4 separate regions of the Homo sapiens genome follow, and all the other regions are linked to region 4. The links are chromatin loops, found by intact Hi-C in ENCODE. Cell type or tissue: GM12878. All regions are shown on one strand.

The links. Hi-C counts contacts between places; a loop is a spot of excess contacts. Peaks named below come from ENCODE experiments on the same cell type or tissue, not always from the same donor. Only the 100,000 strongest peaks of a DNase experiment are listed, where the experiment ranks them.
Region 1: a loop joins it to region 4, with 8 times the contacts of the local background. A loop is called at or near these places in 4 of 110 quality-filtered maps.
Region 2: it touches region 4 in a loop (8-fold over the local background); 83 of 110 quality-filtered maps call a loop at or near these places.
Region 3: it touches region 4 in a loop (6-fold over the local background); 6 of 110 quality-filtered maps call a loop at or near these places.

The regions. Positions count from the first base shown.
Region 1 is chr9:36,726,099-36,734,098 of GRCh38, reverse strand. No RefSeq gene overlaps it. Among named protein-coding and RNA genes, the nearest start is that of MIR4475, 94 kb to the left of the region's middle. RefSeq lists an enhancer at 7,664-8,000. In GM12878, a CTCF peak has its summit at 4,995 (motif pointing right); DNase peaks (open chromatin) are centred at 2,328 and 5,038.
Region 2 is chr9:36,325,877-36,333,876 of GRCh38, reverse strand. No RefSeq gene overlaps it. Among named protein-coding and RNA genes, the nearest start is that of RNF38, 70 kb to the left of the region's middle. In GM12878, a CTCF peak has its summit at 4,871 (motif pointing right); a DNase peak (open chromatin) is centred at 4,862.
Region 3 is chr9:36,552,950-36,560,949 of GRCh38, reverse strand. No RefSeq gene overlaps it. Among named protein-coding and RNA genes, the nearest start is that of MELK, 16 kb to the left of the region's middle. RefSeq lists an enhancer at 2,075-2,685. In GM12878, a CTCF peak has its summit at 4,941; a DNase peak (open chromatin) is centred at 4,989.
Region 4 is chr9:36,243,662-36,251,661 of GRCh38, reverse strand. GNE (glucosamine (UDP-N-acetyl)-2-epimerase/N-acetylmannosamine kinase) reads left to right here. Exons shown (of 12, transcript NM_005476.7): 2 at 2,265-2,470; 3 at 5,180-5,631. The coding sequence starts at 2,307. Among named protein-coding and RNA genes, the nearest start is that of GNE, 11 kb to the left of the region's middle. RefSeq lists a silencer at 6,356-6,526. In GM12878, a CTCF peak has its summit at 3,435; no DNase peak of the experiment used is centred here; H3K4me3 peaks cover 436 bases; H3K27ac peaks cover 978 bases.

The sequences.
Region 1 (8,000 bases), 480 kb before region 4:
GGAGGATTGCTTGAACCCAGGAGTTCAAGATCAACCTGGGCAACAAAGCGGGACCTCATCTTTGTCTCTACTAAAAATCCAAAAAAATCAATCGGGTGTGGTAGTGCACTCCTGTGATTCCAGCTACTCGGGAGCTGAGACGGGGGGATCATTTGCCCCCAGGAGGTGAGGCTGCAGTGGGCCATGATCATGTCACTGCACTCCAGCCTGGGTGACAAAGACCTTGTCTCAAATATATATATTTGAGACAGGGTCTCACTCTGTCACCCAGGCTGGAGTACAGTGGCTCGATCTCGGCTCACTGCAACCTCCACCTCCTGGGTTCAAGTGATTCTCATGCCTCAGCTTTCCGAGTAGCTGGGACTACAGGCGAGTGCCATGGCACCAAGCTAATTTTTTATTTTTTGCATTTTTAGTAGAGATGGGGTTTCATCATGTTGGCCAGGTTGGTCTTGAACTCCTAGCCTCAGCCTCCCAAAGAGCTATGATTACAGGCATCAGCCACCTTGCCCCGACAAAACCCTGTCTCAAATTTTATATATATATATATGGAATTTGTCTGGAGGAAATAATTAAAGATGTAAAAATTTCAGGAATTTTATTCCAGATTCTGCTTACAATAGTGAAAAAAAAAGGAAACAAACCAAATATCTGATCATTAGGGGCTGGTTAAAGTATGATACAACCATTTGATGGAATATTGTATATCCAGTTAAACACATAGGTTCACAAAACCATTAGTAACACAAAATTATTTGTTGTTAGGTTTTCTAAAAAGAAGGCTACAAAATAGTGTGCAGAGTAAAATCTGTGGAAAAAAATTAGTTGAAAGAAATACTCCAAAGTATTGACAATGGAGTAATGAGATTGATAACTGAGCAATGGGATTGTAAATGCCTTTTATCTTCTTTTTGCTTATATGCATCTTCTACATGCTCTGTGGTAGCCATTACATTTTTAATTTTAAAGCAATAAGTTATTTATGGCAATAATAACTATTCTTTCTCTGTCCCCAGGATGAGAGTGATGAACAAATCAGAGGAGCTGAAGAAACCGGACCACATAGTGGATCATAATGTCACTGCCCACCCACGGGCCCTGCCTCTGTTCTGTGTCCCATGTACTTATTTATGACTCCGCCGGGCCTGATCCTGCACTGTTTTCTCTTACAACTATGTACATGCCCATCTCTCTTGAAGAGGTCACTGAAAGTGGAGACCACCACGTCTTGTCATCATCACCCAGTCAGAGCTTGTCCCAGAATGGCTACCCAGTGAATGAATGTCTGTTGAATTACCCTGAATGGCCGTCCCCTAGAGCTAGACTGCTTTGGAGGCACCTCCCTGCCTGCCAGGTACCTTTGGAGGGGTCTGTTAACCTTGTCGGGGCCAGACCCACAACCCCTGTTCTCAGCACCGTTCCTCCTGGAAGACCACCCACAGCTTGCTGGTCCAGGAAAACCTGAACTACAATCAACCCCTCCTCTGTGGGCAGTGGGTGTACAAAGGCTTTCCTGAATATGTGTTCCCTGGAACTTCTTAACCCAGGGCTTAGGTCAAGGATTCTCAGCCCGCTCTACAGACAAGGAAACAGAGGCTCTGAGAACTGGAATAACCTGCCCACAGTAGAACCACTGAGAAGGGAAGGATCTACTCCTAGACCCGAGTCCAGTGCTCTGACCCCATGCTCACAGCATGCTGCTTAGCTCAGAGCAGCAGAAACCCAGATCCAAACAGATTCTGAAACCTGCAGGCAGTGCTGGCTTTGGTCTCCAGCACCACCATTCACTAGCTATTGTTAAAGCAAACTAAATATGGCCTGAGAAGAATTCCGTCCTTCTTTTTTTTTTTTTTTTTTTTTTTTTGACATGGAGTCTCACTCTATCACCCAGGCTGGAGGGCAGTGGCACAATCTCAGCTCACTGCAACCTCCGCCTCCCGGGTTCAAGCGATTCTCCTGCCTCAGCCTCCTGAGTAGCTGGGATTACAGGCACGCACCATCACGCCTGGCTAATTTTTTACATTTTTGGAAGCAACAGGATTTCACCATATTAGCCAGGCTGGTCTCGAACTCCTGACCTCAAGTGGTCTACCCACCTCAGCCTCCCAAAGTGCTGGGATTGCAGATGTGAGCCACCGCACCCAGCCAGAACTCCATACTTCTATATCTGAGTCCTTGTGGACAAACTGTAACCTAGCTTAACAGGCTGACAAGATTGAAAACCTAACTTAGGAGTATGTGCCTGTAACAACAGCTGAGTTTTGTCCAATCCCAGCGGCATACTTCAACCACTCATAGACCACTAAGTGTTTAAACTGTGTTCAAATAAGGCAAACGCCAAACTGTGAGCAATCAACTGTTTCTGTACCTCACTTTCGATTTCTGTACGTCACTTCCCTTTTGTTGTCTATAAATTTGTTCTGACCAGGAGGCATCCCTGGAGTCTCTCCAAATCTGCTGTGATTCTGGGAGCTGCACGATTCTCGAATCGTTCATTGCTCAATTAAATTCCTTTACATTTAATTCAGCTGAAGTTTTTCTTTTAACACTATGTAGCTTGGAAAGTCACTTTCCTTCCCAGAGCCTGTTTTCTCATCTGTAAAGTGGTCCTAATAACCTCTGTCTCAGAGGGTTCTTGAGAGGATTACATGGCATGGGGAAGCTCCTTGCACAAGATCTAACTCTGAGTATGCAATTTCTCTCCCTGGTCAGATGAACTTTTGACAAAGGGCTGCCTCCAGACATGGCTGCCAGGTTGGGCCTTGTTCTATTTCTCCATGGGAATGGCTCTGCCTTCCTGTGTCCTCAGCTCAGCAGGAGCTGCCCAGGAGGTTGGCCGGCAAACAATGCCACAGCCTCCTCCCTCCCCGCCTCCGCCCCTTACCCAAAAAAGGGTTCCAAATGCCTTCTATAGCTTCTTTCCTGGGCAGAGAGGGAGGGTGGGAGTAATGAGAATAAGAGAGGAGACTGACAGAGTTGGTCTCTGCCATGGGCTTCATCATGGATATATCACCTTCTACAGTGCACTGAATGATGGCCCCAGTATCAGGGTCTAATTCCCAGATTAGACTGTGCACTTACCTTATACAGCAAAATAGACTCTGCAGATGTGGATAAATTGAAAATGAGATAGATGATCCTCGATTATCTGGGGGCAGGGGATAAATACAGTCACAAGTGTCCTCATAAGACAGAGGTAGGGGGAGATGTAACACAGGCAGAGGAAATGGTAGTGTGGCCACAGAAGCAGAGATTGGAGAGATGTGGCCCCAAGCCAGGAACACAGGCAGTCGCCAGGTTCTGGAAGCCACGAGGAAAGGAATCTCCCTTAGAGCCTGTGGAGAGAGCATGGCTCCACCAGCACCTCCGTTTCCACCCGGTGAGACTGATTTGAGGCTTCTGGCCTCCAGAACTACAAGAGAATAAATTTCGGTTGTTTGAAGCCACCAGCTCTGTGGCCATTTGTTACAGCAGCCACAGGAAACTGATACACTCACCCTTCCTGAGTCCACATAAAAGCTCTGTGATCCCAAACTCATAAACCCCAAGGACTAAATAAACCTTCCTGTTAAATCATGAAGAAAGGGACTCACTCTGGGATTACCCACAGTTATTTGACATCATATGTCACCTTCTGAATGCCAGAGGGGCCAGTACAGGATCCAGCACAACCTTGGTGTTCTTGGAGAAGGGTCAGGAAATCCCAAAAGTACTTCACCAGCCCCAGAACCCTGTGCCTGGCACAGCTTAGCTGTGCTCATTTATATGCGGGGCAATATGTTTACTTTTGTTTGAGAAAAAAAAAGGGTCCAGATTCTTTAAAAAAGGACAAAAAAAGGTTTTGTCATGGTCCCAAAGAATGCAGTTTTCGGAAATGAAACAGCAGCAGAATGAATTGCAAAGGCTACTGGGCTAGTCTAATGTCTTCCTATATAGGCCAAGAAACCAATGCCCAGAGAGGGGAAGGAAGGGACTTACCCAAGGACACACAGCCAGTCAGCCAAGATGAAGCTGTAACTTGAAACTTCCAGCTCCTCCCACCCTGACACACACACACACACACACACACACTCACTCACTTGGATTCCGAGTACTCCTCAGTTTGCTAACTTTCATCCTCAAGAAGTTTGTTGCATTAGTTTCCAAGGGCTGCTGCAACAAATTACCACAAACTGGGTGGCTTAGAACAACATCAATGTATTGTCCCGTATCTCTGGAGGCCCAAAGTCCAAAATTAAGGTGTCAGCTAGCCATGGTCTCTCCAGGGGAGAAATCCTTCCTTGCCTCTTCTAATTGCTGGTGGTTCCTGGCAATCCCCGCCATTCTGGGACTTATGAGTGCCTTCACATGGCCTTCCCCTCTGCATGTCTCTCTGGGTCTCTGTCTCCTCGTCTTATAAGGACACCCATCATTGGATTAGGGCCCACTAGCATGACCTCATCTTTACTTGATTACATCTGCAAAGACCCTGTATTGCATTCACAGGTTCTGGGTGGACAAGTGTTAGGGAGGGATGCTATTCAACCCAGTATACATCTATTTATGCTCTTTATCTAGACAGATGAGGATCAGGGGTTTGAAAGCCCAGCAATAGCCTAATAATTAAACATCTGAAGGCTTTTCTCTGTGCCCCTCTCTGTCCTCTGTATGGTAGTAACCTATGGCCAGTTCTTTGGCCCTATCTAGCCTGTGCATTTTTTGCAGGCAAACACTGTGTCTCCAGCCCCCTAACATAGCCCAGACACAAAGGAGGAACTTGGAAGCATTTGCTGAACAAATGAATGAAATGAGACATTTGGAAGCACAGCCCAAAGAATGTAATTTCCAGAAGTGAAACAGCAGCTAAATGAATTGTAGCAATGTTGGCGCTCACTTCTCATACTCTTGTAGCCTCCTGCTTTCACAGTGGGCAACTGACTTGCTGGGAGTCCAGCAAATTTCCGGGGAATCTCCCTGTGGGAGTCAGGAACAAAGCTGGCATTTGGCAACTGGCCAGCAGGGGGCAGGATGGTCTCAGGGACAGAGCCCCAGAGGCTGGAGCTTGGCTCCACTTACCCAGCAAGCAAACCCTCCCAGAATCAGAGCGTTTCTGATTGCAAGGACTCTGCAACCTACTCTGACTCCTCTTTGTTCTTCTTTTATTTTCCCTTTTTTTTCTCATTAGGTCAGTACCAATGAGTCTTCTTTGAACAGATAAAGAAAGTGAGGCCCAGACAGGGGAAGGGACTCTCCCAAGCTCAGAGAGAGTTGGGATCCATAACTCCAGACCCCATTCCCTGGGCCAATTCTAGTACTGCCTGCAGGCTTCGGTCTCCCTGGGACCAACTCTAAACAAACAAAAAATAAAAGAGCTTATCAATGAAACTTGGGTCTTTTTAAAGGGGCTGCCCCCTGACTCAACTAAATATACACAATGTATATGCTCCGACCTGAGGATGCCACTTCCAGAAATGTAGCTTACATGCACACAAGGATGTTCATTGTGGCGGTGTTGATAGTAGAGAAAAACTGGAAGCAACATAAAAATTGGAAACAACCACTACAGGACTGCTTTAATAAATGATGACACAGCCAGGCCCAGTGGCTCATGCCTGCAATCTCAACACTTTGGGAGGCCAAGGCAGGTGGATCACTTGAGGTTAGGAGTTCAAGACTAGCCTGGCCAACCTGGTGAAACCTCATCTCTACTAAAAATACAAAAATTAGCCGGGCGTGGTGGCGGCGACCTGTAATCCCAGCTACTCAGGAGTCTAAGGCTGGAGAATCGCTTGAACCCAGGAGGCAGAGGTTGCAGTGAGCCAAGGTCACACCATTGCACTTCAGCCAGGGCAACAGAGTGAGACTCTGTCTCAATAAATAAATAAATAATGACATATCTGTTTTGTGGAATACTGTATAATCATTAAAAATAAATTTTTAGAAGAATATGTATAAAGAAAAAAATTATGCTAGAAAACTGAGGAAATAATACATATTGTACATTCCTAATATTTTAAAATTCCTTGTGCATATAAAATATAATTTGTGGTTCCAGAGGTACTCACTATTTAGTACTAATTTTCTATATATGTATTTTTTAAAATTAGACCTTACAATATTAAAATAAATATATTAATTTTAAATTAAATATATACATAGTTTTATATACACACACACGCACACACATGCACATGCACGCACACACGCACACACACACGCTTAGACCTTAGACCTGGGTAAGTGTGGTCCATGCCTTAGATCCCACAATTCAAAGTGTTCGGCATTTCATAAACACACATAGGCAAATAGTTATTATGAAGACAGTCACTTCTGTTACTTGCGACCTGGTGTTCAGTGCTGCATAGCGTAACCCTAAACATTAACTTGGGACTAACATCATCAAGACCCAGGAGATGTGTCTCCAGGTCTTGTCCTCTGTCTTTGAGACAAAAGGGACTGAATCCCAATGCCACAACACCACGTGGGCTGTGCTGTGGCTGACATCAGAGATGGACGACGCTTCAGAGTACAGGGAAAATTTGAGCAGTGGACGTGCTTAAGCATGTAAGAGAATAGACAAATTAATTTGTCAAACACTTCCTCTCAGGTAGCGTGGAATGCAACATTTTCTTACATAACAAAGTATAGTCTCCCAGCAGTGCCAAGTGTCCATTTCCTTGCTTTTCTTCATGTTCTAATTCATGGTTCCAGAGGAACCTAACAGCTGAAGACTATTCTGCAATAGCAAACGATTCATTGCACTCTTAAATTTCCCTGCGTGTAGGTCCAGACATAATATGTATGAAGTATATCAGTTCTTTACATTGACAACTATAGACCCTGGATCCTGGCCATTCAAATAGCATAGAGTTTTGCTATTTTTAATACCTAATGGAATGTAATCAAACGTTTTTAAAAAATTTTAATGTCTGCTTTACAGAAATAATTTTCATCTAAATTTTTAAGATTTACTCATTGTAATTTGAGTTTTGCCTTTTGGTCTTGACAGATAATTTTGAATGTTTCAGAAGAAAATCTTTCTTAGAAAAAATGATTTAAATATTAAATATTTAAACATATGGTATGTGGAACTCCAATTGTACCCTTGCCCTGGGCCCTTCAAATGTAAGATCTAGGCCTGTGTTTAGAACACAGATTCTAATAGAAAATACACCAGAATGTCAAAGGAAGTTGACTCTAGATTATTGGATTGCTGTGATTTTTATTTTATTCTTTTGGATTTTTGTCTATGTTTCTAGATTTTCTAGTATTTATCTAGTCATAAAAAAATGATAAATATATATTTTCAAGTGTCGCATCAGCCCCCAGCCTCCTCCCGACGTGAAATGACTTTCTACCCTCAACCAGGGTCCTGGGACAGGTATCTAATTCTGCCCTCATCCCCATGACCACTCCAGACTTTCAGCAGGAGGGACCCCAGGGGTAGCTCCTCCCTTGGCCCACACTGAGCACTTCCCCCCTTAGCTGGCACCACAAGGCTTCAAGGCTTCACATAATGAGGTACAGAAAGCGGGCCCTCGATGCTCTGTGGATCACGCTCTAAACAAACAGTATTCTCAGCCTTGGGTTTCCCACCCTCCTGCCCCACCCCCGCGAGCATTTAACTTAGTGCTGCTTTCAGGACTAGGTAGAAACTGGCCGCCCTCCCTGGAGTCTGTGCTGACCTCACATCGTCCACAACAGGGTAGAAATGCCCCACCAGCTGACCTTTCAGAAGCCTCCTCTGGAGGCTAATCGGGCACACTGGGTGGGGGAAGGTGCCGTCATGGTTCCACGGACTGGTTCTGAGGCCTAGCAAATGGAATTTTCCCACATAGGGAACCCACAATGAAGGGGAAAACTGCATGTGTCCCTTTGTGAAAAACTAGTAGGAACAAAGATGGAGAAGGCAGGACGTTCTCCCTGGCTCCCATTCAGGCCCAGCAGTGCTCTGCAAGGAGTGTAACCTGACACCTGGAGCTTCCCCTGCCTATCCCACCCCAAGCACCACTCCCACCCAT
Region 2 (8,000 bases), 82 kb before region 4:
TTTTTAAAGCAGTCTTAATTTCTCTGAAGCTGCCATAGATTCAAGAACAAAGCTCCTTGTTTGTCAGTAAATCTTCAGATATATTTGCTTGAATTCACAGCTATTTAAAATAATTGGGCCAGGCACAGTGGCTCCCGTCTGTAATCCCAGTACTTTGGAGGCCAAGGTGGGTGGATCACTTGAGGCCAGGAGTTCAAGACCAGCCTAGCCAACATGGTGAAACCCCATCTCTACTAAACATACAAAAAAAAAAAAAAAGGGCTGGGCATGGTGGCTCACGCCTGTAATCCCAACACTTTGGGAGGCCAAGGCAGGCGGATCATGCGGTCAAGAGATCGAGACCATCCTGGCAAACATGGTGAAACCCTGTCTCTACTAAAAATATAAAAATTTGCTGGGTGTGGTGGCGCATGTCTGTAGTCCCAGCTACTTGGGAGGCTGAGGCAGGAGAATCATTTGAACCCAGGAGGTAGAGGTTGCAGTGAGCTGAGATCGCACCACTGCACTCCAGCCTGGTGACCCAGCGAGACTCCATCTCAAAAAAAAGAAAAAGCCGGGCGAGGTAGCAGATGCCTACTGTAATCCCAGCTACTCGGGAGGCTGAGGCAGGAGAATCACTTGAACCCAGGAGGCAGAGGTTGCAGTGAGCCAAGATCATGTCACTGCACTCCAGTCTGGGCAACAGAGTGAGACTCCGTCTCAAAAAAAAAAATAATTTGATCCTCATAAAATTCAGCATTCCAAAGAATTGGGGGTAGGAAACTTGAGCCCCACTTTGAGATGGGGTGGATTCCTCTTGAGATACTCTACAGCACACATACTCTTGACCTTTTCATGTATCTCTGTCTCCTAATTTGGCAGGAAATATAGGAAAAGGAACAAGGGAAAAACATAGTGACAGCCAGGAATATTGAATGTCACCTTATAATCTGAAAATATGTGGTAGAATTAGTTTGGATGTTTTCCCACTATATAGAAGAAGTGACTTGTTCAGGAAGAAGAAATCCACATCCCCTTCAAATGTCTAGTTCTTGGTCTACACATGGGAACAATACATGGTGACTGGTTAATAACCAATGGTCCACACCTAGGAGTCTGCCAGGACCCACTAGTCTGGCTAAATAAGGTGGTTATTGTATATCTTCTGGTGAAGAGTTCTCCAGTTGGGTGTGGTGGCTCACACCTGTAATCTCAGCACTTTGAGAGGCTGAGTCTGGCTGATGGCTTGAGCTCAGGAGTTTGAGACCAGGCTGGTCAACATGGCGAAACCTCATCTCTACAAAAAATACCAAAAAAAAAAAAAAAGCCGGACGTGATGGTGCACATCTGTAGTCCAGGCTACTAGGGAGGCTGAGGCAGGAGAATTGCCTGAGCCCAGGAGGTGGAGGCTGCAGTGAGCTCTGATCATGCCACTGCACTCCAGCCTGGATGACAGAGTGAGGCCCTGTCTTTAAAAAAAAAAAAATTCTCCAAATGTGTGCTGAGGCAGATTTCTGATAGTTCAAACTTAACCCTAGTATGATAGACATTTCTGTAGTCAGTGTAAGCAGTATGGTATCCAGACATCCTAATTGGCTCTTTTTCTCCTTTTCTGCTTTTGGACATCAGTACTAAACTTAAGCTGAATCAGAGGAAAATAACAACTCATCTACCAAAATAAGGCCGGTCCCCTTGCCAATAAAAAATGTGTCACTATCCATGGTGATTCACACTCAGAATGCCCCAGCCTTGATGCCATTAAAGAGGAAAATAGGTCACATTTACTCTAATTCCAGAAGATCTACAGGAAACTGGGACCATCTCTCTGATCCAAGCTACTAAATTTTAGTTAGGGAAACAAATCAGGAAAAAGAGCTCACGTTCAGTTATTCTTGTTCAACACACACAAAGAGAGGTCCAGGTCCTTGCTAAGGAATATTCACAACCTAACTCAGCTCCGCGAGCTTTTATTGAGCACCAGCTTATGCCAGGCAGCTTTGAAATCAGGTCTTTAGTGTATTCATTTCTTAGTGCTGCCATAACAAGTTACCACAAATGTGATGGCTTAAAGCAAAGTTATTCTCTCATAGTTGAGGCCACAAGTTAAAAGTCAAGATGTTGGCAGAGTTGGTTTTCTGTGATGGCTCTGGGGGAGAATTCATTCCATGCCTTTCCTAGTTTCTGATGGCTGCTAGCAACCCTTGGCTTATCTTGGCTTGTAGACATAACTCCAATCTCTGCTTCTGTCTTCACATGGCCACCTCCCACGTGTGTATCTTCTTCAGCTGGGTGGAAGTTCCCATGCCTCTACATAGATGTCAGCAATAAGATCGGCTGTAGGGATACTTGAAAGAAAAGCCCAATTCAGGCCGGGTACGGTGGCTCATCCCTGAAATCCCAGCATTTTGGGAGGCCGAGGCAAGCAGATCACCTGAGGTTGGGAGTTTGAGACCAGCCTGACCAACATGGAGAAATCCCATCTCTACTAAAAATACAAAATTAGTCAGGCATCGTGGCACATGCCTGTAATCCCAGCTACTCGGGAGGCTGAGGTAGGAGAATCACTTGAGCCCGGGAGGTGGAGGTTGTGATGACCAAGATTGTGCCATTGCACTCCAGCCTGGGCAACAAGAGCGAAAACCCCTCTCAAAAAATAGCCAGATTTGTTTCAACTCAATAAATCATTTGGATCTGTTCCAACAAATGAACTTGAGACTTCAGAATGTCTCATCATAAAGGATGGCCAAAATAATTTGGCCTAGAAAATGTTAACAAAGCTCACTCATTCCTGCAGTCAAAGATAAACCTCAGTCATGCTCTCACAGATTGATTTAGAGTAGCACTGCTTCCTGGTAGGTCCATGAAGATAAATTCACTATGAAATGTATCATCAGATAGATGAGCTTAAAGGGAATAGGAAGCCTACAACCTGTGTCCCACATGGAGAATCAAAATCTAGTGAACCTTGAAGACATGCTAAGTGAAAGCAGCCAGACACAAAAGGCCACTTATTGTATGATTCTGTTTATTTTTATTTTATTATTTTTTGAGACAGAGTCTCGCTCTGTCGCCCAGGCTGGAGTGCAGTGGCGCGATCTCTGCTCACTGCAAGCTCCGCCTCCCGGGTTCACGCCACTCTCCTGCCTCAGCCTCCCTAGTAGCTGGGATTACAGGCGTCGCCACCACACCCAGCTAATTTTTTGTATTTTTAGTAGAGACAGGGTTTCACCGTGTTAGCCAGGATGGTCTCGATCTCCTGACCTTGTGATCTGCTAGCCTCGGCCTCCCAAAGTGCTGGGATTACAGGCGTGAGCCACCGTGCCTGGCCTGTATGATTCTGTTTATATGAAATGTTAAGAATTGGCAACTCTACAGAGAAAGTATTAATAGATCAGTGGTAGACTAGAGCTGAGGGGATGGTGGAGTTGAGGGTGATAATGAAAGGCTATAAAGTTTATTTGGGGGGTAATGAAAATGTTCTAAAATTGATTATGGTGATGGATGACAACTCCAAGTATACTGGAAGCCACTGAATTGTACACAGTAAGTGGATCAATTGTATGGTGCAATTATCTATAATTGAACTGTGTCTTAATAAAGCTGCTTTTAAAAAGTACGATGACATATACCCACCAGAAAATATCTATAATTAGAAAGATTAACAATACCATATGTTGGTGAGGATGTGAAGCAAACTGAAATTCTCATCTGCTGTTGATGGTAATATAAATTGGAACAACCAATTTAGACAACTGGTTGGCATTGTCTACTAAAGTTCATGCGCTATAACCCAGTCATTCTTCTTCTAGGTATATTCCTAATAAAATGCATGCATATGGGCACCAAAAGGCATGTACAATAATGTTCATAGCAGGCTATAAAAGCCCAACCCTGGAAACAATCCAAATGTTTATCGACCATAGGACTGATGATAAATTATGGTTGAGCTTTACAATGGTTTTTATACAGCAAAGAGAAAACCAACTACACCAAGCAACATGGGTAAATGTTGCTAATGTATTGAATAAGATCCAAAAGAACACACTCTTGTGTCTTATTCAATATACTTGTGAGAATATTCTTACAAATTGTTCCAGTCATAGAAATATCAACAAGCAGAATTGATCTGTGATGTGAGAAGACGTGACCGTGATTACCCTAGCCAGGCAGTCGTGACCTACAGGAGTTCAGGGCATGAGGAGGCATCTGGGCTGTCAGTCATTTTTTATTTGTTGATCTACGTGCTTGGTTACACAAATGGTTCAATTTGAGAAATTCATTGTTCAATCTTCTGTATCATTTTATAAACTTTTTTTTTTGAGTTTTGCTCTTGTTGCCCAGGCTGAAGTGCAGTGGCGCGATCTCGACTCACTGCAGTGTCCGCCTTCCAGGTTCAAGTGATTCTCCTGCCTCAGCCTCCCAAGTAGCTGGAACTACAGGCATGCGCCACCATGCCCGGCTAATTTTTTTTTGTATTTTTAGTAGAGACAGGGTTTCTCCATGTTGGTTGGTCAGGCTGGTTTCGAATTCCTCAGGTGATCTGCCCGCCTCGGACTCCCAAAGTGCTGAGATTACAGGCATGAGCCACCGCACCCGGCTATAAATTTCATTAAAAAAATAAGTGGTAGACCCCACTCTGTGACACTTTATAGAAGTACAGCTGTACAATGCAAGGGCAGATGAATTTTTATCATCTTAAATGACAGCTTTATCAATATCCCTAATGCTGTACTACATAAAACCTAAACAAGTCCTCCATATCACTTTCCTCATCCCAAAACATGTTTTTAACTTGCTTTTTAAGTAAAAAAGTATCAGAGCAGCAATATTTCTATTAGAATATTGCCACTATGCTAGTAAAGTATTTATGCATGACATTTACACCAGGAGGCGCTGTTGTTCAAAACCAAGTTCCAAATACAGTACAAGCTTCTTAATGCACAGGTCAGGACTGACACGGTTATAAACAGTTAATGTGCTTTCATATTGCTTTTATTCGTGGAAAGCATACATTAGAAATCTGCCTGCCAGAATAGTCCAGGATCGCTACAGCTTACAACCTCATTCCTTCTTGAGCAATGTTGTGTTTATTCCCTGCAGAGTGGGGCTTCTAAAAGTTTATGTGGTTTTTGAATATTTAATAACGGATTTTTTTTTTCTGGTTGTATTCTTTTTTTTTCTTTTGAGACAGAGTCTCATTCTGTCGCCCAGGCTGGAGTGCAGTGGTATGATCTCAGCTCACTGCAAACTCCACCTCCCGGGTTCAAGTGATTCTCCTGCCTCAGCCTCCCGAGTAGCTGGGATTACAGGCACCCACTATGACACCCGGCTAATTTTTGTATTTTTAGTAGAGACAGGGTTTCACCATGTTGGACAGGCTGGTCTCGAACTCCTGACCTCAAGTGATCCGCCCGCCTCAGCCTCCCAAAGTGCTGGGATTACAGGCGTGAGGCACCGTGCCTAGCTTTGGTTGCATTCCAAAATGCAAATTTGTTTAGCTTTAAAATCAAGCCTCCTCTGTGCTGAACAAGACTGATTGCTGCATATGAATTCCACTCCCATGCTCCTTCCACAGTGCCATAGGTACGGTTGAGACTGGAGCTACCATGTCGGCCGAGGCCTGCCTCTCCCAACCACAGGTTTGCCAGTGGCTTCCTAAATGTCAGGTCTAATAAACACGTTCCAGTCTTTGTGCTGCTGGACTGCTCTGTGGTGTGAGACTCTCTGCATATCGAGGTGTGGAGGCCTGGCAGGGACAGGCCAGAGGAAGGCTGCTGCGGCTCCCATGACTCGCCCTTTGGCTGTCATGTGATACTCCTCTCACTAAATCCTCAGTGTTGCTCTCTGAGTTCTTTCTCCTGAGTTTCTTTTTCTCTGGCCCACCCGTTCCCATCAGGGCTCACCAGGATATGACCCTCACCATTTTCCCATTCTGCGCACTCTTCCTGGAGCTAGTGCATCCTCTCCTACTTGCATCAGCAACCTTTTTACAGTTCCCCTAACACAGAGATTCCTATCTCCAGTCCCACTTCTCCTTGTGTTTCCTGCTAAACATCTCCTCCTGAAGTTATCCTCCTGAATATCCTGTAGGCCAAGTTGTCCAACCCATGGCCCGCGGGCCCACATGCAGCCCGGGACAGCTTTGAATGTGGCCCAACACAAATTCCTTATCTTTCTTAAAACATGAGATTTTTTGGCAATTTTTTTTCAGCTCATCAGCTATCATTAGTGATAGAGTTTTATGTGCGGCCCAGAAAAGCCAAAAGATTGGACACCCCAGCTGTAGGCACTCAAACTCAACATATCCAAATATGGACTCTTCAAACTTCCCCGCAAACACATTTCTTCTCCTGTACTGCCTGGCTCCATTGCTGGCCTACCATTCACCGGATACCCTAGCCAGAAACAGGAGGGTCATCCTTGACTCTTTCATCTTCTGCCTCCCCAACGCCTAGTGAACGGTCCTTTCCTCTCCCTTTCCTCCACAGCCCTAGTTCAGGCCCCATCATCTCCTGCCTTTCCACGATCTCGCTTCCTGCTTTGTACCCCTCACTTTCATATTCAGACCTCTGCACAGCCTCCAGAGGGAATCACTCAAATACAACCTGATCGTGGCCCCTTTACCCCCGACTCCCACCCATAGCTCCAAACCCTTAAATGGCTCTCCCCTGCCACAGGACAAAGTCCAATCTTATTAGATGCTCCCCTTCGCAACAAGAGCCTTCTTAACCTGCTCCTGATGATGGCTCCAGCCTTGGCTGCCAGGACTCCCTTGCCCGGCATACTACACTCTGGCAGCGTCAGCCTGTTCCCAGTTCCCCGAGACACACTGGGCCCCACATTCCCCTCTGCCTGGAAGTCCTCTTCCTCCCTCCTCTGTCTTCTCCCCTGACTCAATTCTGGTATCCCCTCCTCCAGGAAACCTTTCCTGAATCTTATAAGCCAGGGAGCAAGACGCTCTACACCCTCCTCCTGTTGTGAGCTTGCCAAGTTCTCATTTTTTCCCTTCCCTGGGTGGAAAGGTGTGCTTTCCACTAACCTGCAAGCATCTTGTGCTGGCACTGACTCATGCCTTTACCTCTAGAGCCCAGCACAGGGCCTGGCACATAGCAGGGGTTGAATAAATGCGTGTGTGTGTGTGTGTGTGTGTGTGTGTGTGTGTGTGTGTGTATGTGACAGAGTCTCGCTGTGTCACCCAGGCTGAAGTTCAGTGGCGCAATCTCGGCTCACTGTAACCTCTGCCTCCCAGGCTCAAGCGATTCTCCTGCCTCAGCCTCCCAAGTAGCTGGAATTACAGGTGCACACCACCACCGCCTGGCTAATTTTTGTATTTTTAGTAGAGATGGGTTTCACCATGTTGGCCAGGCTGGTCTCAAACTCCTGACCTCAAGCGATCTGCCTGCCTCGGCCTCCCAAAGTGCTGGGATTACAGGCTTGAGCCACTGCAGGCCAAATAAATGTTTCTTGAATGAAGGAGTGGAGAATAACACTTGGGCTCGAACTGGTTAGGGGGCTGGTGGGAACAGTCCCGTAAGGAGTGAATATTAGAGGAGCAGGTTTTGAGAAGAGTAAGGAAGGAGAGCAGAGTACCCATGAGTGAGGAGGACTGGACTTCACGTGCTGGGAGGTGCCCAGGGCACACGCAAGGGCAGATGTCCAACAGACAAGCTGGATGACCAGACTTAGAGCTCTAGAGAGAAGCCTGGGCAACTGGGTGTTAGCGTGTAATTGTGGCAGCTAAGACAAGGCTGACTTCAGGAGGCCTCAGAAGGAAGCCTCCTTTTTTAAGAGAGGACTACCCCTTTTACTACTAGAGGAAGATTCCTCCCTTCCAGATTAGATCCAGGGTGAAGGCCTTCTTGGGAAAGGCCTCAGGGGCTGTCGAGGGCCTCCAGACAGGTGAGGAGCCACCTGTGCCATCCCAGGGCTGCCTGGGGGCCTTGGGCCAACAACACCTTCTTCAGGACCCTGGGCCTGCTGAGCTGGGCAGGGCTCCTCTCAGCTCTGAGTGATGCACTGCG
Region 3 (8,000 bases), 310 kb before region 4:
TAATTATAATACATTAGCATGCTAAAGGAAGCTCCCACAAGTGCAATGACAGTTTACAAACACCCTGGCAATGTCTGGAAGTTACCCTATATGCTCTGAAAGAAAGAGGAACCCTAGGTTCCAGGAATTCCCTGCCACTTTCCTGGAAAACTCATGAAGAATCCACTCCTTGTTTAGCATATAATAAAGAAATAACCATAATAACCATAAAAAGAGCCACCCACCAGCCCTCAGGGCTGCTCTGCCTATGGAGGCTACTTTTTATTTATTTATTTATTATTTTTTTGAGACGGAGTTTCGCCCTTGTTGCCCAAGCTAGAGTGCAATGGCGCGATCTCAGCTCACTGCAACCTTTGCCTCCTGGGTTCAAGCAATTCTCCTGCCTCAACCTCCCAAGTAGCTGGAATTACAGGCACGCACCACCCCGCCCGGCTAATTTTTTGTATTTTCAGTAAAAACCAGGTTTCACCATGCTGGTCAGGCTGGTCTCGAACTCCTGATCTCGTGATCCACCCCCCCTCAGCCTCCCAAAGTGTTGGGATTACAGGAGTGAGCCACCACTCCCAGCTACTTATTTATTTTTTTAAGACAGTCTCACTCTGTCGCCCAGGCTGGAGTGTAGTGGTGCGATCTCAGCTCATTGTAACCCCTGCCTCCGGGGTTCAAGTGATTCTTGTGCCTCAGCCTCCTGAGTAGCTGGGATTACAGGCATGTGCCACCACACCCACCTAATATATGTATTTGTGTAGAGATGGCATTTCACCATGTTAACCAGGCTGTGAATTCCTTCCTGTGAAGCCAGGAACCCAAGGGGTCTCCCAGGCTGAACCCCAATTCTGGAGTTCACCCTGTGACACCTTCAAACCTTAACCAAAGCTGGGCACAGTGGCTCATGCCTGTAATCCCAGCACTTTGAGAGGCTGAGACGGCCAGATCACATGAGGCCAGGAGTTCGAGACCAGCCTGGCAAACATGGTGAAACCCTGTCTCTACTAAAAATGCAAAAATTAGCCAGGCTTGGTGGTGGGTGCCTGTAATCCCAGCTTATCGGGAGGCTGAGGCAGGAGAATAGCTTGAACCCCAGAGGTGGAGTTTGCAGTGACCCAACATCACGCCACTGCACTTCAGCCTGGGCAAGAGAGAGAGAACCTGTCTCAAAAACAAGCGAACAAACCTTAACCAAGAGAACAGAAAGCACATAACTAAGAGGGTATAATTGTCAGAGGCATTTGAACTACAGCAACTCCGTCTTGAATAAAGCTGGGTAAAATGAGGCTGAAACCTACTAGGCTGCATTCCCAGAAGGTTAAGGCATTCTAAGTCACAGGATGAGATAGGAGGTCAGCACAAGATACAGGTCATACAGACCTTGCTGATAAAACATGTTGCAGTAAAGGAGCCAGTTAAAACCCACGAAAACCAAGATGGCGACGAGAGTGACCTCTGGGTGTCCTGACTGCTACGTTCCCACCAGCACCATGACAGTTTACAAATGCCATGGCAACGTCAGGAAGTCACCCAATATGGTCTAAAAAGGGGAGGCATGAATAATTTACCCCTTGTTTAGCATATCATCAAGAAATAACCATAAAAATGGGCAACCAGCATCCCTCAGGGCTGCTCTGTCTGTAAAGTAGGCATTCCTTTCTTCCTTTACTTTCCTAATAAACTTGCTTTCACTTACTCTAGTGACTCACCCTGAATTCTTTCTTGTGTGAGATCCAAGAACCCTCTCTTAGGATGTGCATCAGGAGCCCTTTCTGGTAACATAGTTATCAGAGAAATGATAATCAAGGAAACCGTAAATTGCTGGGAACAAAAGTGGAGAAGGAAAGGGACCTGCATGGAGCCCAGAGGGAAAAAGGATAAACTTTTTTTTTTTTTTTGAGACGGAGTTTCACTCTTGTCTCCCAGGCCAGAGGGCAATGGCGCAATCTCGGCTCACTGCAACCTCTACCTCCTGGGTTCAAGTGATTCTCCTGCCTCAGCCTCCCAAGTAGCTGGAATTACAAGCATGTAACACCACGCCTGGCTAATTTTTTGTATTTTTAGTAGAGACGGGGTTTCTCCATGTTGGTCCTGCTGGTCTCGAACTTCCGACTTCAGGTCGTCCGAGTTTGGGAGTAGCCTGGTCAACATGGTGAAACCCCGTCTCTACTAAAAATACAAAAAAAAAAATTAGCTGGGCATGGTGGTGGGCACCTGTAATCCCAGCTACTTGGGAGGCTGAGGCAGGAGAATCCATTGAATCCAGGAGGCAGAGGTTGCAGTGAGCCGAGATCGTGCCATTGCACTCCAACCTGGGCAACAAGAGCATGACTCTGTTTCAAAAACAAGACAAAACAAAACAAAACAAAACAGAAACAAAAAATTAGCTGGCCATGGTGGCGTGTGCCCGTAGTCCCAGCTACTAGGGAGGCTGAGACAGGAGAATTGACTGAACCGGAAGGCAGAGGCAGTGAGCCGAGATTGCGCCACTGCACTCCAGCCTGGGCGACGAAGGGAGACTCTGTCACAAAAAAAAATAAATAAACAAAAAAATACAAAAACTAGCCAGGCGTGGTGTTGGACGCCTGTAATCCCAGCTACTCGGGAGGCTGAGGTGAGAGAATCGCTTGAACCTAATAGGCGGTGGTTGCAGTAACCTGAGATCGTGCCATTGCACTCCAGCCTGGGCAACAGAGCACAAACTCCATCTCAAAAAAAAAAAAAAGAAAGAAAGAAAGGAAAAGTAAGACCAGGTGTGGTGGCTCATGCCTGTAATCCTAGCACTTTGGGAGGCCAAGGCAGGTGGATCACTTGAGGTCAGGAGTTTGAGACCAGCCTGGCCAACATGGTGAAACCCCGTCTCTACTAAAAATACAAAAATTTGCCAGGTGTGGTGGGGTGCTCTTTTAATCCCAGCTACTCGGGAGGCTGAGGCAGGACAATTGCTTGAACCTGGGAGGTGGCGGTCGCAGTGAGCTGAGATTGTGCCACTGCACTCCAGCCTGGGCGACAGAGCGAGACTCTGTCTTTAAAAAAAAAAAAAAAAAACTAAAGAGAAAGTTCAGTCTCCCAGGGGGAATGGATGGCAATGGAGGACAGTGGGACAAACAGAAAAAATAACAGCACCACTGTAAGGGGATGTCGGGTGGAGACAGGAAGGACAAGTGACTCCAATATAGACCAAAACAGAAGATTGGCACAGAAATGGTTGAGAACAAGTCTTGACAGCAAACTCCAGCATCACCACTGTTTTACAAAACATGAACACCATGGTTTAATATTCCTGGGTGTTGTGAGAATTAAATGAGATATGGATATAAGGTTCTTGGGCTTAATAAATTGTAACTATTATTTCATGCTATTAGACAGCATTAGACTATTTTATTTTTTTAGAGACAGGGTTTTGCTGTGTTACCCAGGCTGGAGTACAGTGGCTGATCATAGTTCACTGCAGCCTTGAAATCCTAGGCTCAGGCAATCCTCATGCCTCCACCTCTCAAAGTGCTGGGATTATAGGCGTCAGCCCACTGCACCCAGCAGCATTGTTTAATTTAATTTAACTAATTTATTTATGTATTTATTTTGAGACAGTCTTGCTCTGTTGTCGAGGCTGGAGTGCAGTGGCCTGATCTCGGCTCACTGCAACCTCCACCTCCCAGGTTCAAGTGATTCTCCTGCCTCAGTCTCCAGAGTAGCTGGGACTACAAGCATGCACCACCATGCCTGGCTAATTTTCTTTTTTTTTTTTTTTTTGAGACAGAGCTCCGCTCTTGTTGCCCAGGCCGGGGTGCAATGGCACAGTCTCGGCTCACTGCAACTTCCTTCTCCCAGGTTTAAGTGATTCTCCTGCCTCAGCCTCAGAGACAGGGTTTCTCCCTGTTTGTCAGGCTGGTCTCGAATTCCCAACCTCAGGTGTTCCGCCAACCTCGGCCTGAACAGCTGGGATTACAGGCACACGCCACCACGACGGCTAATTTTGTCTTTTTAGTAGAGACAGGGTTTCTCTCTCTTGGTCAGGCTGGTCCCGACCTCAGGTGTTCCGCCCACCTCGGCCTCCCAAAGTGCTGGGATTACAGGAGTGAGCCACTGCACCTGGACACCTGGCTAACTTTTGTATTTTTAGTAGAGATGAGGTTTCACCATGTAGGCCAGGCTGGCCTTGAACTCCTGACCTCAAGCAATCCTCCTGCCTCAGTTCAGGATTACAGGCATGAGCCACAGTGCCCAGCCTCATTTTAAAAGTAGCTTTGCTCCTGGGCAACTTAGTGAGACCACATCTCTACCAAAAGAAAAAAGCAAAAAAAAAAAGACTAGCCAGGCGTGGTGGTGTGTGCCTGTGGTCCCCGCTACTCAAGAGGCTGAGATGGGAGAATAGCTTGAGCCCGAGAGATTGAGGCTGCAGTGAGCAATGATTGTGCCACTGCACTCCAGCCTGGGTGACTGTCTCTAAAAAATAATAATAATAGGCCAGGTGTGGTGACTCACGCCTGTAATCACAGCACTTTGGGAGGCCAAGGCGAGTGGATCTCCTGAGCTTAGGAGTTCGAGACCACCCAGGGCAACATGGTGAAACCTGGTCTCTACTAAAAATACAAAAAAAAAAAATTAACTGGGCATGGTGGTGGGTGCCTCTAGTCCCATCTCCTCGAGAGGCTGAGGCAGGAGAATCGCTTGAGTCCCAGAGGCGAAGGTTGCAGTGAGCCGAGATCACGCCACTGCACTCCAGCTTGGGCTACAGAGTGAGACTCCGTCTCAAAAACAATAATAACAAAAATAATAATAATAATAAAATAAAAGTAGCTTTGAAGTATCGTGTTTGAGAATCATGATGATTTATTGTAGGTTCAATGAAGAGGACAAGTCCTGCCGTCTGGGATCTCACAGCAGTGTTTTTTCCCTTTTACTACTCCTTGAACCTGCGGCTATGGCATGCTGCTACCACCCGGTGGCAGCAGACCCCAATCACGGGTTCCATTGTTAGGCGAGATGACTCCTTTACAAAGATTATGGACAGAAAGACAAGAAGACATGAGGCACCTCCTGATGGAATGCACAGCACTGTGTATTAGGTAGCCTTGTCAAAAAAATCAAACCTGAATCCAATTAAGGCTCTGGATCCATACCAATTTATAGGAAATACAAGAGAGAAAGGAACATGCTCAACAACATCAGGAGGATGTTGGCAGCAAAATCCACACTGGAAAACTCTACAGAACAAATACCTAGTTTCTTAAAAATAAATAAATAAATAAAAGTAAGGAAAAGAAAAAGCTGAAAGGAGAATCTTCAGGTTAAAAATGACTGAAGAGGCCGGGCATGGTGGCTCACGCCTGTAATCCCAGCACTTTGGGAGGCTGAGGCGAGCAGATCACGAGGTCAGGAGTTCGAGACCAGCCTAACCAACAAGGTGAAACCCTGTCTCTACTAAAAATAGCTGGGCATGGTGGTGCGAGCCTGTAATCCCAGCTACTCAGGAGGCTGAGGCAGGAGAATCACTTGAACCTGGGAGGCAAAGGTTTCAGTGAGCTGAGATGACACCACTGCACTGTAGCCTGGGTGACAGAGCAAGACTCCATCTCAAAAATATATAAATAAATAAAATAAAAAATGACTGAAGAGACATATTAACAAATCACAATAAAAAAGCATTCATGGGACAATCAGGGAAATGTGAATTGACTGGATACTGGATGATACTCAGAAATCACTGTTAGGGCAGGCGCGGTGGCTCCTGCCTGTAGTCCTAGCACTTTGGGAGACCAAGGCGGGCAGATCACAAGGTCAGGAGATCGAGACCATCCTGGCTAACACGGTAAAACCCCGTCTCTACTTAAAATACAAAAAATTAGCCAGGCGTGATGGCTGGCGCCTATAGTCCCAGCTACTCGGGAGGCTGAGGCAGGAGAACGGCGTGAACCCGTGAGGTGGAGGTTGCAGTGAGCCGAGATTGTGCCACTGCACTCCAGCCTGGGCGACAGAGCGAGACTCTGTCTCAAAAAATAAAAAAATAAATAAAAAATAAAAATAATAAAAAAAGAAGTCATTGTTAAACTTTTGAGGCGCTCCTGATGCTATTATGATTATATTTTTCAAAGGAAGCATTCTGAAGTTTTCAATGAGATATGTAATTAAATACACGTAAATCATAGAATGTCCAAGATTTACTTCAAAATCATCTGGGGCAGAGAATGGATAAGAAGATGGAAACAAAGCTGACCAGTAGTTAACAGTTATTAAAGCTGAGTTATGGTATTTGAAAATTATATCTTTGCTACTCAAAATGTCAGCAGACAACCAGCACGGATGTCACCTAAGAGCTTGTTAGAAATGCAGGGCCTGGCAGGGCACAGTGGCTCACGCCTATAATCCCAACACTTTCAGAGGCTGAGGCAGGAGGGTCACTTGAGCCCAGAAGTTCGAGACCAGCCTGGGCAACACGGCGAAACCCTGTCTCTACAAAAAATACAAAAATTAGGCCGGGTGCGGTGGCTCACACCTGTAATCCCAGCACTTTGGGAGGCTGAGGTGGGCGGATCATGAGGTGAGCAGTTTGAGACAAGCCTGGCCAACATAGTGAAACCCCGTCTCTATTTAAAAAAATACAACAATTAGCTGGGTGTGGTGGGCGCCTGTAGTCCCAGCTACTTGGGAGGCTGAGGAAGAGAATCGCTCGAACCCGGGAGGCAGGGGTTGCAGTGAGCTGAGACCACATCATTGCACTCCAGCCTGGGCGACAGAGCAAGACTCCATCTCAAAAAAAAAAAAAAAAAATTAGCCGGGTGTGGTGGCATGCAGTCCCAGCTACTTGGGAGGCTGAGATGGGAGGACTGCTTGAGCCCAGGAAGGCAAGACTGCAGTGAGCAGTGATCGCACCACTGCACTCCACCCTGGGTGACATAGCTAGACTCTGTCTCGAAATAACAACAAAAGAAATGCAGAGCCTCAGGCCCTGCCAAAGACCTGCTGAATCATATCTGAAATTTAAAGAGATCCCTTGGTGATTCGCAGGCACACTAAACTTAAGAAGCCCCAAATTATATTATTCTGGGCCAGGCATGGTGGCTCATGCTTGTAATCCCAGCATATCGGGACGCGGAGGCGGGAGGATCACTTGAGCTCAGGAGTTCAAGACCAGCCTGGGCAATATAATGAGACCTCGTTTCTGTAAATAAATAAATAAATAAATAAAATTGTATTGTTCTGTGGGTTTTTTTTTTTTTGGTGTGTGTGTGTGTGTGTGTTTGTTTTTGTTTGTTTGTTTTTTGAGACGGAGTCTTGCTCTGTCACCCAGGCTAGAGTGCTGGAGTGCAGTGGCGCGATCTCGGCTCACTGCAAGCTCCGCCTCCCGGGTTCACGCCATTCTCCTGCCTCAGCCTCCTGAGTAGCTGGGACTACAGGCACGGCGCCCACCACTATGCCCGGCTAACTTTTTGTATTTTTTAGTAGAGATGGGGTTTCACTGTGTTAGCCAAGATGGTCTCGATCTCCTGACCTTGTGATCCGCCCGTCTCGGCCTCCCAGAGTGCTGGGATTACAGGCGTGAGCCACCGCGCCCGGCTGTGTATGTGTTTTTGAGACAGAGTTATGCTCTTGCCGTCCAGGCTGAAGTACAATGGCACGATCTCAGCAACCTCTGCCTGCCGTGTTCAAGCAATTCTCCTGCCGCAACCACTCGAGTAGCTGGGGATTACAGGCACCCACCACCACGTCCAGCCAATGTTTGTATTTTAGTAGAGACGGGGTTTCACCATGTTGGCCAGGCTAGTCTCAAACTCCTGACCTCAGGTGGTCTGCCCACCTCGGCCTCTGAAAGTGCTGGGATTACAGGTGTGAGCCACCACACCAGGCCTTTTTTTTTTGTGGGGGAGGGGGACGGAGTCTTGTTCTGTTGCCCAGGCTGGAGTGCAATGGTGTGATCTCAGCTCACTGCAACCTCTGTCTCCTGGGTTCAAGCAATTCTCCTGCCTCGGCCTCCTGAGTAGCTGGGATTACAGGCACCGCCCCCATACCCG
Region 4 (8,000 bases):
GAAACATGAACATTGAGATCAGAGTCCATGAGGTGAAATTTTATGTTGATTTAGAGAAGTTTAACATGTTCCAAGTCTGGCTCAGTGGTGTATGCCTGTAGTTCCAGCTACTTAGGAGGCTGAGGTGGGGGGGTTGCTTGAGCCCAGGAGTTCCAGGCTGCAATGAGCTATGATCGTGCTTGTGAATAGCTACTGCACTCTAGCTTGGGCAACATAGCAAGATCCCATCTCCAAAAATGTAAAAACTTTTTAAAAAATTCCATAAAACAAATCTCTTATTCCTTGCCCCTGATTTTACTTTTTGAATGGAGGGTATAGCATGGCAGGGAGGGATGAGCGAGCAGTGGAGCTGAGCAACAGTATATCTGTGAATGGGAGGGCCATAACGCTCAGAGCGAGGCAGCAACTGAGAAACGTGGGGGAGGAGGACCTGAGGTTTGTGTGAAGCCTTTCCAGAAAGGATGACACTTAGATGGAGTTTTGAAGGATGAGTAGAAGACCAGCAAGGAGGAAAGGAAGTTTTAGGAAAAAGTAGGTGGCATCTATAAAGGTATAGATATACGGAGATTCACTAGTTGAACTGGAGGCAGTTTGGTATGGCTGGCACTTTGGCACAGAGAAGGGTAATTTTAGGCAGGGAAGAGATGGTGGAAAGGAAGATCACTTTGAAAGTTTGTAGGAGGCCGGGCGCAATGGCTCTTGCCTGTAATCCCAGCACTTTGGGAGGCCGAGGTGGGTGGATCACTTGAGGCCAGGAGTTCAAGACCAGCCTGGCCAACATGGCAAAACCCCATCTCTACTAAAAATACAAAAATTAGCTGGGCATGGTGGTGGGCACCTATAATCCCAGCTACTCGGGAGGCTGAGGCAGGAGAATTGCTTGAATCTGGGAGGCGGAGGTAGTAGTGAGCCAAGCTCGTGCCACTGCACTCCAACCTGGGCGACAGAGTGAGACTTTGTCTCTAAATAAATAAGTAAGAAAGTTTATAGGAGACAGGCAAACCACTTGACAGCTGTTAAGATCGTCCAGACCTAAAATGAGGGACTGGACTAGGGGAAGTCCTTGTATGGATGAAGAGGAGGAGATAGATTTGAAAGATATTTAGGGGGTGGAATTGACAGCATTTTGGAGATATGGGGTGAAGAACAGAAAAGACAAGGATTTGAAGGCATTTGGATGAATGAAATTGCATAACTCAGAGAACAATTGAGGAGGAACAGCTTCCGAAAAGAAAATGAGTTCAGTTTGGGACACTGACTTTAAGGTGTTTATAGGACATACAGCAGGAGATATCTGATAGGCATTTGGAGTTGTCAGTTTTGTTGGCACTGGTGTGTAGGTACTAATGAGGGCTTGAAGGTCAGGTTTTTATCTTACTCATCTTTCTCCTGCCCAGCATTAATCACAATACCTTGTATTTAGGAAGTGTATAGTGTGAGAGTGAATAGCCTGTGTTCCTTATGAGACATGATCTGGAATGTTGGGGCAGTAATTTTCCCTCTCAAGACCTGTGTTTCCCTTTCTATAAAGTGATGGAGTTGAACTAGATCAGTGGTTCTCAACAACTGATTTTGCAACAACCTACTATGTTGGGCTCATCTGTGAGTTATGGCAAGTAATTTTTAATAATAAAGAGCTGATATTTCCTCACCTTTTAAACAAGAGCTGATTTATATCACTCCTTCTTAATGGCATTCCAGTGTGTTTTCTTGAGTGTGAGAGGATGGGGTGGTGTTACAGTTAGTTTGCTGGAGTTTCTTCTTCTTTTTTTTTTTTTGAGATGGAGTCTCGCTCTGTCACCCAGGCTGGAGTGTGGTGGTGCGATCTCAGCTCACTGCAAGCTCCGCCTCCTGGGTTCACGCCATTCTTCTGCCTCAACCTCCCGAGTAGCTGGGACTACAGGTACCCGCCACCACGCCCAGCTAATTTTTTTTTTTGTATTTTTTAGTAGAGACGGGGTTTCACCACGTTAGCCAGGATGGTCTTGATCTCCTGACCTCGTGATCTGCCCACCTCGGCCTCCCAAAGTGCTGGGATTACAGGCGTAAGCCACCACTCCCAGCCTTGGAGTTTCTTAACTCTGGATATACCAATGGGAGAGTCACACATAAGTGGAGGTGCAAAAAAAGATTAAGAATCACTGTACTAAATAGTGGTTAAGGACTTGAAACTGAAAATTTCTATTTCTGATTTAGAGAAGTTTAAAGTTTAGTTATATCTAGGAGTTATTCTGATTATAAAGTTTTTATTTTGGCAATTTCAGGAACTCTATTTTAAGAACCTCTCAAAACGAAACAAGCAAATCATGGAGAAGAATGGAAATAACCGAAAGCTGCGGGTTTGTGTTGCTACTTGTAACCGTGCAGATTATTCTAAACTTGCCCCGATCATGTTTGGCATTAAAACCGAACCTGAGTTCTTTGAACTTGATGTTGTGGTACTTGGCTCTCACCTGATAGATGACTATGGGTAAGATGAAAGCATTTTCTTATTCTTCATTGCAACAGTGTGCTAGAAGGAGCTTGGGTTTTGTAGCCATATGGGCCCAGCTTCAAATTCCTGTTCTGCTGCTTAGTTTTTATGTGGCCTTAGAGTAGTCACTTAGCATCTCTGAGCCTCAGTTTCCTCATTATATAATGTAGTGAAAACTTATATTGTAAATTATTGTGAGGAATGGAGATCATGATATAGAGCATCCATCACAATGATGCCGCTTAGTAGATGATTGATAAATGGTAGCTATAAATAATATTACTGTTTGTTATTAGTTGTTACATTCAAACAAATGCCACTTATAAATACATATTGTATGAGTATAATAATGTGATTCCATGTAAACTGTTTTGTGAGCTGTAATGGCAATCTTTAAAACTGGTTTATAGGCCAACAGCATATAAAGTAGTAGATATGGAACAAGATTTTAAAAATCTAATCTGCAAGGTAAAGTAGAGAGTTACATTACTGTCACCATTGACATTTATTTTGCTGACATTAGGTTTGTTATTAATCACAGGCTACATTTAAAAAGTGAAAGTTGGGCCGGGCACGGTGGCACATGCCTATAATCCCAGCACTCTGGGGGGCTGAGGTGGGTGGATCACCTGAGGTCAGGAATTTGAGACCAGCCTGGCCAACATGGTGAAACCCTATCTCTACGAAAAATACAAAAAAAAAAAAAATTAGCCAGTTGTGGTGGCGCATGCCCGTAGTCCTAGCTACTCGGGAGGCTGAGGCAGGAGAATCACTTGAACCCGGGAGGCGGAGGTTGCAATGAGCTGAGATCACACCACTGCACTCCAGCCTGGGCAACAAGAGTGAGACTCCGTCTCAAAAAAAAAAAAAGCAAAGGTTGAATAATCTGAGAGAACAAGGCGTATTACATACATCTTGATGTATGTAATAAAAAGTCATTTAGTGCACCCTTGTGGCATGAATATATTAATGCAGTCTCCAAAGAGGATCACAAATACAATACTGTATCTGAAAGAACCTTGCGTTAAAATAAAATTGTCCTTTTCAGACTATTCTTTAAAAACAAGGTGGGAATTCGCTACTAGGAAATACTTAAAGAGTAGAGAAGAAACTTAATGGATAGCTCAGGGATCCACAGATTTTTTTTTTTTTTTTTTTTTTTGAGACGGAGTTTTGCTCTTGTTGCCCAGGCTGGAGTGCAGTGGCGTGATCTCGGCTCACTGCAACTTCCACCTCCCGGGTTCAAGTGATTCTCCTGCCTTAGCCTTCCGAGTAGCTGGGATTACAGGCATGCGCCACCATGCCCGGCTAATTTTGTATTTTTAGTAGAGACGGGGTTTCTCCATGTTGGTCAGGCTGGTCTCAAACTCCCAACCTCAGGTGATCCACCTGCCTCCGCCTCCCAAAGTGCTGGGATTACAGGTGTGAGCCACTGCGTCCGTCCAGATTTTTTTTTAATATAAAATGAATTCTGGCTATTTAGGAGCATCCTCTCAGTAGAACAGAAATTTTAGCTAGAGCCTGAGATGAAAGTTTGAGTGGGTTCTTTTACTGCTCTGAGAAAGCTTTGACAGGAAGACTAGTGGAAGAGAGGCTCTCAGGGAAATGGTAGTAGGTTTTTTATCTGCCTACCACAGTTACCAAGGGTGGAAGAATAGTGTTTATCTGATGAGACCGTTAAATAGGAAATTTGACTAGTACTTAATGAAAATGCATGTTTAAGGTACATTCTAACACAAGAAATTGGTTGCTTCTTGGGAGAAGAATTGGATGACTGGGAGACAAAAGTGAGAGACTTTTCACCATGAAATGTTTTCTTAAAGAAAAAAGGTTTGGCCAGGCACGGTGGCTCACACCTGTAATCCCAGCACTTTGGGAGGACGAGGCGGGCGGATCACGAGGTCAAGAGATTGAGACCATCCTGGCCAACATGGTGAAACCCTGTCTCTACTAAAAATACAAAAATTAGCTGGGCGTGATGGCACACGCCTGTAGTCCCAGCTACTCGGGAGGCTGAGGCAGGAGAATCGCTTGAACCTGGGAGGTGGAGGTTGCAGTGAGTCAAGATCGCACCACTGCACCCCAGCCTGGGCGACAGAGCGAGACTCTGTCTCAAAAAAATAAAAAAAAGGGTAAAAAACATTTTCCCCTAAGTGTATATAAAAAGTGCTGACCACTGTTAAAAGTTTAGTCTCTTTCTTCCTAATAAAAAAATTCTCTGGCCGGGTGCAGTCGCTCACGCGTGTAATCCCAGCACTTTGGTAGGTCAAGGTGGGTGGATCACCTGAGGTCAGGAGTTCAAGACCAGCCTGGCCAACATGGCAAAACCCCATCTGTACTAAAAATAGAAAAATTAGCTGGGTGTGGTGGTACATGCCTGTAATCCCAGCTACGCAGGAGGCTGAGGCAGGAGAATCGCTTGAACCCGGGAGGCAGAAGTTGCAGTGAGCCTAGATCGCGCTACTGCACTCCAGCCTGGGCAACAGAGCAAGACTTCATCTCAAAAAAAAAAAAAAAAAAAAAAAAAAGAATCTTAATCAGGCTGTTTACACTTATGGTCTATGCTTTTTATGTTTGTAAGTTATACTTCAATTTATTTATTTTAATGTTTCTCACTTCAGAGTTGGTGTTAGATTGCTTTTCTTGCATGTTACGGCTCTGTGTTTAAGAACATGTTCTTATATCTTTATTTCTCCCCGGCTTTAGAAATACATATCGAATGATTGAACAAGATGACTTTGACATTAACACCAGGCTACACACAATTGTGAGGGGAGAAGATGAGGCAGCCATGGTGGAGTCAGTAGGCCTGGCCCTAGTGAAGCTGCCAGATGTCCTTAATCGCCTGAAGCCTGATATCATGATTGTTCATGGAGACAGGTTTGATGCCCTGGCTCTGGCCACATCTGCTGCCTTGATGAACATCCGAATCCTTCACATTGAAGGTGGGGAAGTCAGTGGGACCATTGATGACTCTATCAGACATGCCATAACAAAACTGGCTCATTATCATGTGTGCTGCACCCGCAGTGCAGAGCAGCACCTGATATCCATGTGTGAGGACCATGATCGCATCCTTTTGGCAGGCTGCCCTTCCTATGACAAACTTCTCTCAGCCAAGAACAAAGACTACATGAGCATCATTCGCATGTGGCTAGGTACGTATCTCAGACTTTAGTCAGTCTAATGGCTGTTTTTGTCAGAAAATGTTCCGTCTATTTCAATCCTTTTGGAAACTATTATGGATAGAATACTCTGTTAGCAATGAGAAGGCCAAGGTTTTAGTTCATAGACCTTGCCCTGTGGTATGACTTTACCTCTCTGAGGTTTACCTTTTCTGTAAAATAGGCTTAGTGGATTGAGTTTTAAAAATCTCTGCTATATTTATAGAATGGAATGCTTTTAATCCATTAAATATATTAGTTATAAGAACGATCCTAATATGTCAAAAGGGGGAGCTATAAAATTATAAGTGTAATATGCCATTTCATTTTATTTTATTTATTTTATTTTTTGAGATGGAGTCTTGCTCTGTTGCCTAGGCTGGAGTGCAGTGGTGTGATCTTGGCTCACTGCATCCTCTGCCTCCCAGGTTCAAGTGATGCTCCTGCCTCAGCCTCCCAAGTATGTGGGATTGCAAGCGTGGACCACCATGACCGGCTAATTTTTCTATTTTTAATTTCACCACGTTGGCCAGGCTGGTCTCGAACTCCTGACCTCAAGTGATCCGCCCACCTTGGGCTCCCAAAGTGCTGGGATTACAGGTGTGAGCCACTGCACCCAGCTGTAATCTGCCATTTTACTAAAAACTGTAATAATGGAATGGTTAGGAAGTATGTACACCAAGTCATTTATTATATTTATTTCTGGTGTGGGATTATGGGTGTTTTTATGTTTGATTTTCTGAATTTTTTTTTTGTTTTTTGAGACAGAGTCTTGCTCTGTCATCCAGGTTGGAGTGCAGTGGCACAATCTCGGCTCACTGCAACCTCCACCTCCCAGGTTCAAGCGATTCTCCTGCCTCAACCTCCCGAGTGGCTGGGATTACTATGCCTGGCTAATTTCATATTTTTAGTAAAGACAGGGTTTTTCCATGTTGGCCAGGCTGGTCTCGAACTCCTGACCTCAGGTGATCCGCCCACCTCAGCCTCCCAAAGTGCTGGGATTACAAGCGTGAGCCACCGTGCCTGGCCTGATTTTCTGAAATTTTTTACTACATTGGCAAAATGGTCATTTTTTTTTTTTTTTTGAGATGGAGTCTTACTCTGTTGCCTAGCCTGTAGTGCAGTGGCTCAGTCTCGGCTCACTGCAACCTCCACTTCCCGGGTTCAAGCGATTCTCCTGCCTCAGCCTCCTGAGTAGCTGGGGTTACAGGCGCACACCACCACACCTGGCTAATTTTTTTTTGTATTTTTAGTAGAGACGGGGTTTCACTATGTTGGTCAGGCTGGTCTCAAACTCCTGACCTCATAATCCGCCCACCTCGGCCTCCCAAAGTGCTGAGATTACAGGCATGAGCCACCGCGCCTGGCTCATTTTTATTTTTAATGCTTTTCTTATAGAATTGTTGGAATACTCAGATTATGAATGTTGGAAGCAGTAAGCCATAAGTACTTATTAATATAAGGGATTATGATGATTATTAAAAAGCAAAAGTCATAGTTGTAGCCTTAGAGTATATCTTTGTAAATAAGCCCTATGTTCCAAAATTTTTATTGTTCAGTGCTCTAGCTTCCTAGAAATTATCTTTTGCTAATCAGAGGTAAAAAAATCCAAGTTTACAAACAGAATGTCAGTTGGTTAATTTATAGTAAGAGTACTACCTAGGGGACAAATTAGGACTAATAATCTATTTAGGACCTTTCATTTCTAAGAGGCAGATCTATTGAATTATAAAATTAATGAACAGAAAATTGATTTGGTTGGGTCAGGTATGGTGGCTCACCCTGTAATCCCAGCACTTTGGGAGGCTGAAGTGGGAGTATTGCTTGAGCCTAGGAGTTACAAGGCCAGCCTGGGCAACATAGCAAGACGCTGTCTCTACAAAAAATAAGAAAATTAGCTGGGCGTGGTGCTGTGTGCATGTAGTCCTAGTTACCTGGGAGGCTGGGATGGGAGGGTCACTTGAGCCTGAGTAGTTGAGGCTACAGTGATCTGTGATTACACTGCTGCACTCTAGCCTGGGTGACAGAGTAAGACCCTGTCTCAAACAAAACAAAACAAAAAAAAACAAAAAACAATAACAAAAAAAAAACACAGAAAGAAAAAGAAAATTGAATAAGCAAAGAGATTTTGTATATTTTTAATCTAGATTACATTACATCAGGAAAGGAATTGGGCTTTCCTGCTATATAACGTACTCCATTCTACATATTTCTGTTGTTCAGTCTGGAGTGCAGTGGTGCAGTCTTGTCCTCCTGGGCTCAAGTGATCCTACCACCTCAGCCTCCTGAGTAGCTGGGACTACAGGCATGTACCACCATGCCCAGCTAATTTTTAAAATTTTTTTGTAGAGATGGGGTCTCAC